2 separate regions of the Homo sapiens genome follow, and region 2 is linked to region 1. Evidence: read pairs that join two places in POLR2A ChIA-PET (ENCODE). Cell type or tissue: B cell. All regions are shown on one strand. Each heading gives the region's core, and the rest is flanking DNA. Links, peaks and the distances in the headings are about the cores only.

Region 1 (5,382 bases), core at 225-5,224:
CTCAAAAAAAAAAAAAAAAAGAAAAAGAAAAAAGAAAAAAAGAAGAAAATGTAATTGCATCAACATAAGCAGGTGGTTCACAAGTTCAGAGGAAGAAAAGTCCTTTTCAACTGGGATTATTAGCGAATACTTGAAGAAGATGGAATAGATCTAAAGGGAATTAACTGCTGCTTCAGTTTCTTCTCTTTCTCATCTCTTTTTACTCTGTACTGTTTCGTTATAGTAAAAAATATTATAAGGTAATTTTTTTGGGGAGGAGACGGAGTCTCGCTGTCACCCAGGCTGGAGTGCAGTGGTGCTATCTCAGCTCATGGCAACCTCCACCTCCAAGGTTCAAGCAATTCTCCTGCCTCAGCCTCCCGAGTAGCTGGGATTACTGGCATGTGCCACCACGACTGGCTAATTTTTGTATTTTTAGTAGAGATGAGGTTTCACCATGCTGGCTGGTCTCAAACTCCTAACTTCAAGTGATTCATCCGTCTAGGCCTCTCAAAGTGCTGGGATTATAGATGTGAGTCACTGCACCCAGCAAATTTTTTTTTTTTTTTTTTTAAGACAGGGTCTCACTCTTGCCCAGGCTAGAGGGCAGTGGCGTGATCTTGGCTCAATCTCTGCCTCCTCAGTTCAAGCAATTTTCCCACCTCAGCCTCCCGAGCAGCTTGGACTACAGGTGTGTGCCACTATGCCTGGCTAATTTTATTTTTGTACTTTTTTGTAGAGACAGGGTTTTACCATGTTGGCCAGGCTAGTCTTGAACTCCTGACCTCAAATGATATGCCTGCCTCGGCCTCCCAAAGTGCTGGGATTACAGGCTTGAGCCACTGCACCCAGCCTGCTTGACTGCTTGGAACCTTTGTTTTTTATTGTCTAAAATTCGAAACTAAACTTCACATGGAGCTCCCAAAGATTTTCATAATCTGACTATTAATTTTCATTTCAACCACCATCTTTCTAATTCTATGTGTGTATCTTATTTATATGTCAGTTGCTTGATAGTCTAGACCCTTGCTCTGTCTTCTACCCTCTTATTCCAATAAAATTCTCTTCCCTGTGTCCTGATCTATATTTCAGTTCCTATTCCTGGGTAGAAAAGATAAAAGCTGCCATTTATTTTTTAACACTTTATTTTGTTAGAGGCGTTTTAGGTTCACAGCAATATTGAACAGAAGATACAGAGATTTGCCATATACCTCCTGCCCAAACCCATGTGTAGCCTCCCCTATCACCATCCCCCCACCATCTTGATACATTTGTACCTACACTGAGGCATCATTATCATCCAGAGTGTGTAGTTCACATTAGAGTTTACTCCTGGTATCGTGCATTTTATGAGTTTGGAACAATTTATAACAACATGTATCTACCATTATAGTATCTATCATACAGAGTAGTTTCACTACCCTGAGTACTGTGCTCTGTCTACTCATTCTTTCCTCCCCACTAACTCCTGGCAACCACTGATCTTTCTAGTGTTTCCAAAATTTTGCCTTTTCTAAGATGTCACATAGTTAGAATCACACAGTATGTGGCCTTTCCAAATTGGCTTCTTTCACTAAGTGAAAACTTAAAGTTTTCTTCACATCTCTTCATGAATTGATAGCACATTTCTTTTTAGTACTGAATAATATGCCATTGTCTGGATATACCACAGAAAAGCTACCACTTATTGATTGATGATAATATTGGTATTAAGGCTGAGGGCAGTGGCTCACGCCTGTAATCCTAACACATTGGGAAGCTGAGGTGGGCGGACCACTTGAGGCCAGAAGTTCAAGACCAGCCAACATAGTGAAATCCCGTCTCTACTAAAAAATAAAAAATTAGCTGGGAGTGGTGGTGCATGCCTCTAGTCCCAGCTACTCAGTACGCTGAGGCATAAGAATCGCTTAAACCCAGAAGGCAGACTGCAGTGAGCCGAGATCATGCCACTGTACCCCAGCCTGGGTAACAGAGTGACCCAGTGACCTGTCTTAAAAAAAAGAAAAAAAAAAAAAAAAAAGAAAGAAAGAAAAAGCTCGGGTGTGGTGGCTCATGCCTGTATTTCCAGCACTTTGGACTTTGGGAGGCCGAGGGGGGTGGATCACGACATCAGGAGTTCAAGACTAAGACAGTGAAACCCCATCTCTACTAAAAATACCAAAATTAACCAGGCATGGTGGTGCGCGCCTGTAGTCCCAGCTACTGGGGAGGCTGAGGCAGGAGAATTGTTTGAACTCAGGAGGCGGAGGTTGTGGTGAGCGGAGATCGTGCCACTGCACTCCAGGTGGGCAACAGAGCGAGACTCCATCTCAAAAAAAAAAATTTTTTTTAAATATATATATATAGCTATTAAAAGTTACTATTTGTGTGTCTGTCCCTGGGCAGTGTTAAATGCTTAATATACATTATATCATTCATAGTCCCGGTTTTTCAAACCTCTTTTGCTGTAGAATTTTTTTTTTTTAACACAAATGAAATCTTATACAAAACACTATTTAAAATACAAGAGGCTGGGTGTGGTGGCTCATGCCTGTAATCCCAGCACTTTGGGAGGCTGAGGCAAGTGCATCACCTAAAGTCACGAGTTCAAGACCAGCCTGGCCAACATGGCAAAACTCTGTCTCTGCTAAAAATACAAAAATTAGCCAGGCATAGTGGCAGGCACCTGTAATCCCAGCTACTCTGGAGGCGGAGGTTGCAGTGAGCTGAGATTGCACCACTGCTCTTTAGCCTGGGTGACAGAGCAAGACTCTGTCTCAAAAAAAAAAAAAAAAAAAAAGCAAAAAACAAAACAAAACAAACAAACAAAAAAACAGCACACCTGTGATCCCAGCACTTTGGGAGGCCGAGGTGGGCCAGATCACTTGAGGGCAGGAATTTGAGACCAGCCAGGCCAACATGGTGAAACCCAATCTCTACCAAAAATACAAAAAAAAAATTAGGTGGGAATGATGGCACATGCCTATACACCCAGCTACTCCAGAGGCTGAGACATGAGAATCGCTTGAACCTGGGAGGTGGAGATTTCAGTGAGTCAAGATTGTACCACTGCACTGCAGCCTGGGCAACAGAGACCGTCTCAAAAAAAATAAAAAAAGATTTGTTACAAGTTTATTTTTGAAATTTATACTGTTTTTTCAGTTATAAAAGTAGTGAGAATGAGACTGTTGTGATATGTAGAAAATTTGAAATTGGGTTATGAAGAACTGTTATGGACCTAAATCCATCTCTGCCTCTACTTTATTTCTATATTAAGAAAATGTTGATAAATTAAAAAAAAAATTCAAAAAAATAAAAGTAAAAAAATAAAATCTTCTGATACTAGAAAAAAAAAAGAAAATGTTGACTTAAAGAGAGTTGCAAATGGTCTCAGTTAAGAAAATACTTTTTGAAATAAATTACAGGTACACATCAGATCAATTTAAAAGTTATCAGAGGGTATACAGTGGCCGTCCTTTCTTAGCTGCCTCCTTCCCTGCCCTGGAACCATTGTTACCCTAGTCTAGGTACATATACATGCATATAGTTTAAAGTTTTTAAGTTTAAGCATTTCGCCTATATTTTTGGCAAACTTTAAATTGATGTATAATATATTTATGGAAGGGCACAAGTACAGCTTGCTAAATTGTTATAAAATGAACACACCTAAGTAACTGGCACTCAAGAGCCCTGCTTTGCACTGTACATACTTTAAAAATGATCTTGGGGAAGGATTCATATCAGTTTGATTTACAGTTGCTTATAATTTTTTTTTTTTTTTTTTTTTTTTTTGAGACAGAGTCTTGCTCCATCGGGCTGGAGTGTAGTGGCGCGATCTTGGCTCACTGCAACCTTTGCCTCCTGGATTCAAGTGAGTCTCATGTTTCAGCCTCCTGAGTAGCTGGGATTATAGGTGTGTGTCACCACGCCCAGCTAATTTTTGTATTTTTAGTAGAAACCGCATTTTGCCATGTTGGCCAGGCTGGTCTCAAACTCCTGGCCTTGAATGATCTGCTTGCCTCAGCCTCCCAAAGTGCTGAGGTTACAGGCTTGAGCCGCCTCGCCCGGCTAATAGTTGCTTAGAAATTTCTAATAATTACACTGCATTCCATTGTATGGTTATATCATGATTTATTCAGTTTCATATTATTTCAAACAAAACTGGAAGTAAATATCCTCATATGTATTTGATGGTAAGTAAGCAGCTTCTCTGCGTATTTGTGTATAGGGTAGTGTGTGGACCTAAGCTTGTGTTTCTCTTGGGGGGAACCCAGAAGTAGAATGGCTGGGTTATATGCTAAGTGTATAATATTTACAAGTTTATTTTATTTTTTTTAATTTTTTTGAGACAGAGTCTTGCTCTGTTTCCCCAGCTGGAGTGCAGTGGTGGGATCTCGGCTCACTGCAACCTCTGCCTTCTGGGCTCTTCTCATGCCTCAGCTATTCTCATGCCTCAGCCTCCTGAGAAGCTGGGGTTACAGGCACACACCATCACATCTGGCTAATTTTTTGTATTTTTAGTAGAGACCAGGTTTTGCCATGTTGGCCAGGCTGGTCTCAAACTCCTGATCTCAAGTGATCCCCCACCTCAGCCTTCCAAAGTGCTGGGATTACAGGCTTGAGCCACTGCACCCAGCCAATATTTACAAATTTAAAGAAACTGCCCACTGTTTCTCAAAGTGATTGTACCATTTCACATTTCTCCTAGCCATGTATCCACGTATGATACAGTTCTAGTTGTTCCACATCCTTACCAACAAACGGTATGGTCAGTCTTTTTAATGTTACCCCTCATAGTGAGTGTATAGTGGTATCTCATTGTAGTTTTCAGTTTCCCTAATGGCTGATGTTGAGCATCTTTTTTCGTACTTACTTGCCACTGGTGTACCTTTTTTCTGTGAAGTCTCTGTATATATCTTTTGTGTTTTTTTTTTTTTTTTTTTTAGTGAGACAGAGTCTCACTCTGTTGCCACGTTCGAGTGCAGTGGCGCTATGTCGGCACACTGCAACCTTCGCCTGCCGGGTTCAAGCAATTCTCCTGCCTCAACCTCCCGAGTAGCTGGGACTACAGGCATGTGCCACCATGCCCGGCTAATTTTTTATTTTCAGTAGAGACGGTGTCTCACCATGTTGGCCAGGATGGTCTCGATCTCTTGACCTCACGATCCGCCCGCCTCAGCCTCCCAAAGTGCTGGGATTATAGGTGTGAGCTACGGGGTCCAGTCTCTTTTGCCTATTTTTAAGTTGGATTGTTTTTATCTTATTGAGATGTAAATTAGTTATTTTTTCTAGAAGAAAAACTTTTTTTGTGTTTATATTTTGTTTTTTGTAAAAATTATTTTATTATTTCCTATTTTTTTTTCATAGGATGGGGTCTCACTATATTGCCCAGCCTAGTCTTTAACTTCCGGCTTTAAGCAGTCC
Region 2 (5,382 bases), core at 132-5,131, 240 kb after region 1:
GTAATGGCGTGGGCTACAGTTTTCTCAGGTGTGTTAGAAAATCATCTTACTTTACTGGGTCTGTTGATGAAACCAACATTGGAATGGGTTCTGTGGCTGTTTGAAGTGCTGCTGTTCTTTTTTGTTTTGGTTTGATTTTTTGGGAGGGGGTTTCTGAAGTAAATTAAACCTCCATGGAAACTGCTTTCCAAATCATTCTTTCAAAGAATAGAAGTAGTTTCCTAGATTGCCAGTAAATGAATCTCTTATCATCATGCTGAGTAGTTCTCTCCTGTTCCCTTTTCTCTGAAGCTACAGTGGGAAGTTATAAGGGGTTGCTGTTTTGACAGGTGTGAGCCCTCCCTCCCAGCCTTCCTGCCCTCCCCTTTCCCTCCGTACACGGCAGAGTGAATTATTCCAGCTAATAGCAGTTCCCTGTAGAGCAGAGCCTGCTGTGTGCTTGAGAACAACAGGTAGGCAGAGATGAGCAGCGGTTAATATCTTAGTTCTCTTTTATCAAGTTATGATTAAGTAAGGCAAAGACCCTTTTGAAGCCCTACCAATCAGTTTGAGAAAGCGTGTTAGTATGTAGCGAGACTACTTAAAATATATATACTACAAATTATGTACACACACAGAGTGTCCAGAAGCTGAAAATTGGTTTCCCCTGTTAAATTTTGCTAGTCGTCTTGCAGACCAAAAGAGTGAATTCCCAAGTCATTTGCAAACTCATTTACTAGGAATCCCAATGGTCCACTGTCAGAAGACAAAATGGAAATTATTGAGATGGTGCTGGATTTGGTAGGAAGTATTGCACCTTGACTTTAATTCCTGTATTCCTTCATTCAAAGAAATACATATTTGATGACTGCTGCGTGCCAGCCTGTGTAGTGGAAGCTGGTGATTCAAATGTTTCTGCCCATGTGAAGGCTGACATCCTAGCGGGGAAGAAGGATGATACACAAGTGAACTAATAGGCAAGATAATCTCAGGTCAGGAGGTAGTGGTGGGGGCCTGGTGTGAAGATCTGGGATGAGGGACCAGGAAGAGCAGAGGTCGGGAGGGGAAGGGCTGAGGCTGAGAGGGTTCAGGAAATGCTGGGAGAATAGTGGGGTTTAAACAGGGTCGGGGAGGAGAGGATGCTCACAGCTGGAGTCAGAGGGGTAGGCAGGAGTTTGTTTTTTATTTGAAGAGCAGGAGGAATTGGTGACAGGCTGTACATCCCTCCTCTTCATCAGAGCATGACAAATGTGAACCATCTTGATGATTTGAGATTCTTACTCTATAGGTTGATACAGTAATACAGTATGAGTAGATATACTTAGGACACAGGCAGGATGGGAAAAAATAATACCTACCCCCTTGCACCCAATATTCCCAGACCCTTATGGTTGATGGCTGTAGTCTCTCAGCTGTGACTGCTCTGCAGGGACCTCCATCTCTCACCCGTCAGACAGCGACTGAAGGTGGCTTACAGAGCATGAAGGACGGCGTGTGAGTTGGCCAGCTCTGTGTGCAGAAGCTGTTTCCCAAAACCATTTGTGTGTTTAGGTCTTGGTTCTGGATGAGAGCTGTCGTGGAAGCTGGCCCCCTTCTGTTTGTGAAAAAGAAAGCAGCATGGGTCTGATGGTCACCAGTTTCGAAGCCCCTCTCAGCACCTGCTTTAAGGGAGTGCACCGTGTTGTTGGGCTTGTTTTGGGAGAGGGGATCCCCTGGAGGGAGTTGTTCAGGACCTTCCACAGTGGTAGAGAAACAACTTTGGAGGTCTTGGGATGTTTTAGTAGGCTTTGGGCAGGGAGTCTCTGACCACCATTCTTTTTTTTTTTTTTTTTTTGGAGCAGAGTCTTGGTTTGTCACCTAGGCTGGTGTGTGCAGTGGCGAGCTCTCGGCTCATTGCAGCCTTCTCTTCCCGGATTCAGCCATTCTCCTGCCTCAGCCTCCCAAGTAGCTGGGTCTACAGGCATGTGCCACTACGCCCAACTAATTTTTTGTATTTTCAGTAGAGATGGGGTTTTGCCATGTTGCCCAGGCTGGTCTTGAACTCCTGGATTCAACCGATCCATCTGCCTTGGCCTCCCAGAGTGCTGGGATTACAGGCGTAAGCCACTGTGCCTGGCCTGGTTTTGTTTTATAGATGCACAGTTATGTAAAAATATAGGAAATATTTTATTAAATGCCTGCAGAGTTAAAAAAAAAAAAAAGCGGACACCAACCAATTGCCTTTTATGTACTGGGCAGTGTTTTAAGTGCTTTTTTGTAGAAGCTGCTTTTATGTCTATTTTATCAATAAGAAAACTTAAGGTCAGAGAGTGCCTAGGGTCACATAGCTAGGGAGAAGCCACCGTGGGGTTAGATGTGAGATAATGTGAAACTAGATATTGTCCCCCGCAGAGACTCTATTTTGTCAAGCAAATCTAATTTCGCTTGAAATACTTCCTGGGCTTGTTTTATTATTTATTTATTTATTTAAGAGGGGGGTCTTGCTCTGTCACCCAGGCTTGTTTTATTTATTTATTTATTTGAGGCGGGGTCTCGCTTTGTTGCCCAGGCTGGAGTGCAGTGGCTCATTCAAGCAATTCTCCCACCTCTGCCTCCTGAGTAGCTGGTATTACAGGGGCGTGCCACCACATCCGGCTAATTTTTCCATTTTTAGTAGAGATGGGGTTTCACCGTGTTGGCCAGACTGGTCTCAAGCTCCTGACCTCACGTGATCCTCCTGCCTCTGCCTCCCCAAGTGCTGGGATTATAGGTGTGAGTCACCATGCCCAGCCTTGGACTTGTTTGAAAGAAAAGAGACTCTTTTCCTTCCCTGCCAAGCAATTTCATGGAAAATAGTTGGGGGAAGGGAACAGTGAGCGCCTTAGATACCGGACAGAAGTGTGTGGGTGAGGTGGGTGTGGAGCAGGTCAGGGGGGCGAGGTTATGATACCAGGACCAACTGGTGATAAGCTCCTGGTGGCCCTGCCTCTTGATTCTCCAGAGAAGGACTCACTCTCCTTTTTCTCGGTGACAGAGCTGAGGCTAGCTCAGGAAGGGGGAGTCATTTGCCCTAGGACAGCACTGGAGACCCTGATGCCTTCTCAGATCTGTCCTGTCTAGTAGTCCTGATCTGTGCCCGCTCACTTTGAACGCAGAATCTCACCGTGAGGCAAACTCTTACCTTGAGAGCATCTGGCTTCTGTTCTGCTCTGCCCCTCTTGGTGGAGATATGGTTCTTCAGGTCTCAGGAGAAAGACAGCAGTCAGAATGGATGAGAAGCTGGTGATTTCCAGCCCTCTGATAGAGCAGATCGATATTTTTGGGGTGTTTAGTTTTAGTTTGTGTTACGATCTGGTGTCACCGAGACTTGCAAACAATCCGCCTGTATTGTGAATTCGGTCCCAGGGATGTGCTTTATTTCTCCTGGGTTGTTTTCTCTTAGATGCCAACTGTTGAAATGGGGGTAAAATGTAACATAAGAAGTCTATTTTGTCTTCTTCTCTTTAAAATATTGGAAAACGTGGCAGTGTTGGGTCCAGATTCCTACATGGTTGCTTTGGATAGCAACTGAGTAGATACTGCTTTCTCCCTTTCCACCAGACGTGAGTTTTCTGCTTCTGCAAAGTCCCCTTTGCTCCCCACTGCTTTCTACCGGGCTTCAGTTTGTGGTCTGTGAAATCTAAAAGGCCACCTTGGAGGTTGGGTGCAGCGGCTCACACCTATAATCCCAGCTCTTGGGGAGGCCAAGGTGGAAGGATTGCTTGAGTTCAGGAGTTCAAGACCATCCTGGGTAATGTAGCGAGACCCCATCTCTACAAAAGTATACAAAAGTTAAAAAATTATCTGGGTGTGTTGTGGCGCGTGCCTGTACTTCCACTACTTGGGAGGCTGATCTGGGAGGATTCCTTGAGTCCAGGAGTTTGAGGCTGTAGTGAGCCTTGATCATACTTCTGCTCTCTGGCTTGGGTGACAGAGGGAAACCTTGTCTCTTAAAAAAACAAGCAAAAAAGACTGGGCACGGTGGCTAACACCTATAATCCCAGCACTTTGGGAGGCTGAGGTGGGTGGATCACGAGGTCAAGAGTTCAAGACCAGCCTGGCTAACATATAGTGAAACACCGTCTCTACTAAAAATACAAAAATTAGCTGGGCGTGGTGGCACACACCTGCAGTTCTGGCTACTTGGGAAGCTGAGGCAGGAGAATTGCTTGAACCCAGGAGACGGAGGTTGCAGTGAGCTGAGATCATGCCACTGTGCTCTAGCCTGGGCAATAGAGCGAGACTGTCTCAAATAAATAAATAAATAAATAAATAAATAAATAAATAAAATGAATTAATTAAACAAACAAAAAATCCCCCACAAAAGCCTTCCTTGGAAAGCTTATTCTCGCCAGTTTTTCCAGCCAGAAACTGGGTTGAGGCCAGCAGATCATACATGGTAGCCAAGTTATTTCTGGGATGTCCCTGTATCAGCTGCGTGGTCACCCGCAGCAGCGGTTGTGGTGTTTGCACCTCCCCCGGGGGCCACTGGCTCTGGTTCCAGAAAAGCTGCTGCTGGCATTGTTTGTTCTGCAAAAACATGCTGTCATGGGTCTTTGCAGAGCAAAATTGGAATGTGGGATATGGATGTTAGGAAGATGGAACTGGCCTGGGATGGGAGGTGGAAAGTGCACGCCTGGAGGCGAATGGGCTCCTTTTTCAGTGATTTTCTGTGTGAATTATCTTACATTCAAAAACATGTACCTCCTTTTAGGGATGCAGTATTCCAAAGTTTCCTTCTGTTCCTATTTCAAATGGCAATGGGAAAAGGAAGCTTTTTATGTCTGAGTGTAACCTGAGGAATAAGTCTCTTTTCAGAGGTGTTGTCAGATGCAGTGGCTGATTTATTTTTCTCTACTAAGAGAAAACCAAAGAGGATTGTTTCTTTAGTGGCTCACAATGACTAAGTCTGTTGCACTTTTAAATGTTTTCGCCGAAGTTTTGTTGTTCATGTTCTGTTATGGTAGAACATGCTTGTTAAATGGATCATTAATTAATCCTTCAAACCAAGTTTTTTTTTTTTTTTTTTTAATAGAATAAGAATCTTGGCAAACATGCTTGGCTAATTTGGTTCACATCAAGAAAAAAGCAATCTTGGAAATTACTGAAGTTGACTTAAACTCTCTTTATCTTTTGCCCTTCTAGGGCCTGGGTTCCAATAAATAATTGCTACCTCATGTCTAAAGAAATTCCTTTTTCTGTGAAAAAGACTAAGAGCATCTTCAACAGTGCCATGCAAGAGATGGAGGTTTACGTGGAGAACATCCGCAGGAAGTTTGGGGTTTTTAATTACTCTCCATTTAGGACACCCTACACACCCAACAGCCAGTATCAAATGCTGCTCGATCCCACCAACCCCAGCGCCGGCACTGCCAAGATAGACAA

What was found. Peaks named below come from ENCODE experiments on the same cell type or tissue, not always from the same donor. Only the 100,000 strongest peaks of a DNase experiment are listed, where the experiment ranks them.
Region 2: POLR2A ChIA-PET joins it to region 1 with 8 read pairs; 13 of 35 experiments call an interaction of 5 or more read pairs at or near these places.

The regions. Positions count from the first base shown.
Region 1 is chr20:47,512,090-47,517,471 of GRCh38, reverse strand. The region is part of intron 1 of NCOA3 (nuclear receptor coactivator 3); the gene reads right to left. Among named protein-coding and RNA genes, the nearest start is that of NCOA3, 13 kb to the right of the region's middle. In B cell, for the core only: no CTCF peak of the experiment used is centred there; no DNase peak of the experiment used is centred there; H3K27ac peaks cover 4,473 bases.
Region 2 is chr20:47,276,556-47,281,937 of GRCh38, reverse strand. It overlaps ZMYND8 (zinc finger MYND-type containing 8), which reads left to right. Exons shown (of 23, transcript NM_001281775.3): 11 at 5,143-5,382. Among named protein-coding and RNA genes, the nearest start is that of ZMYND8, 77 kb to the left of the region's middle. RefSeq lists a silencer at 179-473 and an enhancer at 5,093-5,382. In B cell, for the core only: no CTCF peak of the experiment used is centred there; no DNase peak of the experiment used is centred there; H3K27ac peaks cover 266 bases.